2 separate regions of the Homo sapiens genome follow, and region 1 is linked to region 2. Evidence: chromatin loops called from intact Hi-C (ENCODE). Cell type or tissue: PC-3. All regions are shown on one strand.

Region 1 (2,500 bases), 86 kb before region 2:
ACCATAGAAAGGAGGTAGAACTGTCATGTGAACTTAGCAGCTCACTTTTTAAAGAATCATCAAACATCTACATAAGTCAGAAGTGTATGGGGGGCAACGGGGTCTTGAGCTGCCAATTTAGAAAGCCCTGAAGTTGTGATTTGGAACATTTTGGTTTAGGGAGCCCAGACTAAAGTCTGTGTCTTCAGTTCTGCTCAAGAACAGGGTGAGGGGGTAGGAAAGGGTGGTAGAGAGGGCGCTTGGATTCATTTTTGGTTTTGGAGGGCGCTGGGACAGTTGGGGAAATCACCTCCTCATTAGAAGCCCTTTATAGGCCGGGCACAGTGGCTCATGCCTGTAATCCCAGTACTTCGGGAGGCTGAGGCAGGCTGATCACCTGGGTTCAGGAGTTCGAGACCAGACTAGGCAACATGGCAAAAACCCGTCTCTATTAAAAAAAAAAAAAAAAAAAAATTAGCCAGGCATGGTGGCTTGTGCCTGTAATCCCAGCTACTCAGGAGGCTGAGGCAGGAGAATCACTTGAATCCGGGAAGCAGAGGTTGCAGTGAGCCGAGATCACGTCATTGCACTGCAGCCTGGGCGACAGAGTGAAACTCCGTCTCAAAAAAAAAAAAGAAGCCCTTTACTTTACTTCTGTTCGTCTCCCCCTGGAACTTTCTTCAGGACCCAGGTGAGTGGCTACAGCCTAGAGATGCTTGTCCACAGCCCAAGGAAGTCTAAGCTAAAGTTTCATTTACAATTCATACATGCTTTTCTACCCTCTTATGCTGAGTATTTTATAGAACATCTTCTCTGCAAATATCCTTTATCTTTTAGAAAATTGATAATAATGGTGGCTATCATTTATTGGGCATCTAGTATATGCCAGGCAGTGTATACTTACATTATTATGCTTCACAACAATACCATGAGATAGGAGTCATTATGTCATTTTCACAGTCCAAGGTCATGTCACTATATAACATTCTGTGTCTGTTTAAGACTATATAAATTTGAGCAATATAAAATGACACCACATGCTGGGCGCAGTCATGCCTGTAATCCTAGCACTTTGGAAGGCTGAGGCAGATGGATCACCTGAGGTCAGGAATTCAAGACCAGCCTGGCCAACATGATGAAACCCCGTTTCTACTAAAAATACAAAGAAATTAGCTGGGCATGGTGGTGGGAGCCTGTAATCCCAGCTACTCGGGAGGCTGAGGCAGGAGAATCGCTGGAACCCAGGAGGCGGAGGCTGCAGTGAGCTGAGATCGCACCACTGTACGCCAGCCTGGGTGACAGATGAGACTCTGTCTCAAAAAAAAAAAAAAAAATTAAAATAAAATGACATCACAATATCCCAAGGCTTTTCTCTCATTCAGGAAGACAAGAGAAGGTAAACAGAGAGACCTGGGGCTTTTCCAAAGCAGGAAGGATAGTGTGACTGCTCTTACTGACTTCTTTCTGCATAAAGCACAGGATGTTTCTGGAGTAAGCGAAGGGCAGACTCTTGGAAACTTAGCAACAGGAAATGATCTTGAGACAATGAAGCTTAAGAGACAGAGCTGGCATATTTTCAGGATGTAAAATATTGGACTCGGAATATATAAGTTGTAGCACAGAATGTCTCACCAAACCACTGGGTGACTACAGATCAGTTACCGAAGTAAATTCCTTCAGCCTTAGGTTGCATCAATGTTTGATGAATAAATACATGATGATTTTTCAGAGTTGCTAAGAATTCCTTATAAGAGAGGAATAGGAAAAGCTGACCTTGTTTAGCATATGCAGTGCTTCTCAGCCTTTGAATGGAAACACTCAAACCATAAAATGTAATTCTGTTTTCTCTCACCACTGAAGTTTTTGACAAAGAGTTACCCTTGTCAAGCTCAGAAATCATTCTGGGTGATGTAAAGCAGGTTATAGGGCAACCCGGTTCCATAATTGAATAAATTATAAGTTTTCAAATGTTCCTTGCTCCAGAAATAAAAATAATTGGCCAGGGTCTTTTTGAGGTTGGCCTCATCCATAATCTGAGTCCCTGCCTGAGGCAGCTCTAATCCCACGAATGCATGACTAACACAGTCATATTTTTGCTGTGGCCCCTGGAAACACCAAGAGTCTTCCTAAAAATCAATCCCGGACTTTATAGTATTATCAGGTTTTCTCTGTAGGTGGCTGGGATTGCTGTCATTGTTCCAGCTTACGATGACTTCAGAGCTCCGGGAGAAATTAGGCCCTGATTCAGCCGATCCCCAGAAACCTCATTCAAGGGAACCTGGGCATCCAAAATGTTTTCTTTAGCAAGTTAAGCCAGTGTGCTTAGTTCTGCCATCTGCAGCAGAAAAGACTGTGGGTCTGGTCACAAAACCTAGGACATTTCCATGTCCTGATGATTTATTACCAGGGCAAACAGAAATATTGCAGACCACAATATCATTTATCATTTAATTACATATCTTTCTGGAAGACAACATACACAACCAAAGAGGCAATTTAGAGATGACTTGTCTTTTGCTTT
Region 2 (2,500 bases):
AAACGTGCTTCTGTGGCCCTCAGCGGGACGGAGAACCAGGCGGTTGCGGCAAAAAGAGCTTGGGATTTCAAGGCAGGATTTTCTCCAGGCCTAGAAAGGAGAAGCCTCTGCCCAGAGAAAGGTGAGTGCAGCCAGGTTTGTGGAAAGTTCTCCCTGGTCTTTTCACTGGCACCAATTTTAAGCCGAGCAGAACCGTGCTGCCTCCCCGCAAATCACCACCATCCCGCCTGCCCCTTGAACATCTCTAAACCTTTAAGCTGACCTTATTTTTGCCTCATTCTTCCTGGTTTCTCTTGTAATTAAACTGATTTTCCTGCTCAATCTCTGTGAATTCCTCCCTGTGCATGGGAGAACTCGTCCTAAATAGAGAAATAAATGAAGGAGTGTTGGGACTCCTGCCTCTTCCGGCCTGCAGGCCCTGAGAGAGCACACAGGAAGTGAGCCAGGGCTTTGGGATGGGACCAGCTGAAGTGGACTCAGCCAGGTGCCAGGCTGCTGCCCCTGTGGAATTGTTCTCTTAACCCAAACAGGAGGGCCGTTCTCTCAGGGCCTGGAATTCTAATCCCACCTCTGATTTATCTTCTGCTCATTAAGTTTGGCATGTATAACTGATTATTTCGGGAGCAATCTGGTGGCATCTGCTGGTGGCTGTGGGCACAGGATGTGTCAGCCACACTGGGCAGTAATCACACACACACATGCACACACACAAACACATGCGTAGCCGGCCACACACCCCCACAGTGAACTCTAGCAACCTCCCCTCTTAGTGCCCCTCTCTGTGTGAATACCTGTCTGGCATATTCACCATTAGGTGCCAGGGGTGGGGTTATGTTCTAATATCATAAACCACTGGCCTGGACGGCATATCAAGAGAAGACATGGGCAGGACCTGGGCTGTGTTTATGGCATGTTAGATCATGGAAAAAAAGACTAAAAACTTTAAAATGAGAACATAATCCAAGCAATTCCTCATAACAACAAACACTGTCTAAATTATCTGCACAAGTGGTAAATATATGAATACCTGTTTATATATTTAAACAGAATACTCATACTGATATAGATTGAACTAATTTTTCTAGCTTCAAAACAGATTTTGGGGGCTCTCCCCCAAGAGTTGGAGCTCTAGTCCTTGGTGACATTCGGGGATTCCTTTCTGTGTATTATAGCCACGGGTTGTGCCTGGAGGCTGTGATAAGAATTGCAGCATTATTTAAGGCAGTGAAATATGGGTCTGGAATGTTAAATTTTATTGTTGAATAGGCTCTATTGCCAAAATGCCCTTAAAAAGTGCATTTTATGTATTTAACATTTTTGTTTTCTTGTATGATCTTTGTGAAAGGCATTTAAAGCAAACCATAAACAAAGAAATATTGATATGGAAATCATTTAGTACTGTGCACAGCCACTTTCATGTAAGAAAAACATTTTTGAGTTTGTTTTTTAGACATCTATTCCCCCTACTGGTGATATTTATTCTTATTTGGCTACCCAAAAAAAAAAAAAAAAAAAAAAAGTTCAGATAATAGGAAGAGAAGAAGCCTGACTGGATTGTTTGAATATCTCAGTGATGTGATTGCTTTTGCGACAAATTCTTAAATTGTAGACTTTCTAACCCCTCTGCCACTAAGGACAGTTACTTTGCAAAGTTGTCCTTTCTCCTTGAACTCTGAAGCACGTATTCCATTGTCACTTCAGAGTGTGAAATGTGGAATGTCCTTACTGATGGGCTGTGGCCGCCACTGTTCATTTGGATAATGGAAGTTGGAGACTAAAGAAACCTTGGACTTTTCTGTCCTCAAAAACTACCTGTCCAGATCTGGTCTGCTTATAAGACACCCAGATTGGGAAGCAATATATCATAGAAGGGCCTATTGTAAGGTGTTTTTACATAATGGCTCCCTTGGACATCTTTGCACCTAGGGAAGCTTATGGAGACCCCCCACCTCACCTCCTCCATGGCTGGGTCATTGCCTTCCCATGTGCTCTCATAGCCCTTGTCCTCCTGCGGCCATATACTGCATTGTAATGACCTGGCTCCTTGGCCACCTCCCCAACAGAACCATACATTTCATGAAAGTAGGACTGGGCTTGCCTGAACCATAGTGGGTAATCCACAGAGCACAGGATACCTTTGCCCTCCCTCCAGGGCAGCAGTCGGATGCCTCGTATCTAGAAGTCCTAACAAAGCAAGAGAGTGCAGGGCAGGGCCACCTTTTTTGGAACTCCAGGGGGTTCCACTGCTGTCCACGTGAATGGTGCCCCTGAGGCTCACAGTGCCCAACCTGCATGGCCACATGCAGCCACCCTGGCTCCACTCCTTTGGGGCTGAGTGGGAGGCAAGAGGAAGACAGGGAGCTGATGCCCACCCAGTGGCTACCACATGCTGGGCACTCTGCCAGCTGCTGGCATCCACATCCATGCCCTTGCTTAGTCCTCAGGCCCGCCCATATCCACCCTGCCTCCCTCCCACCCGCCCCACTCCTGCTCCGTCTCC

What was found. Peaks named below come from ENCODE experiments on the same cell type or tissue, not always from the same donor. Only the 100,000 strongest peaks of a DNase experiment are listed, where the experiment ranks them.
Region 1: it touches region 2 in a loop (9-fold over the local background); 1 of 110 quality-filtered maps calls a loop at or near these places.

Annotation. Positions count from the first base shown.
Region 1 is chr5:77,952,026-77,954,525 of GRCh38, reverse strand. The region is part of intron 1 of LOC101929154 (a long non-coding RNA gene); the gene reads right to left. Among named protein-coding and RNA genes, the nearest start is that of TBCA, 180 kb to the right of the region's middle. In PC-3, no CTCF peak of the experiment used is centred here; a DNase peak (open chromatin) is centred at 1,525.
Region 2 is chr5:77,866,255-77,868,754 of GRCh38, reverse strand. No RefSeq gene overlaps it. Among named protein-coding and RNA genes, the nearest start is that of TBCA, 91 kb to the right of the region's middle. In PC-3, a CTCF peak has its summit at 1,390; no DNase peak of the experiment used is centred here.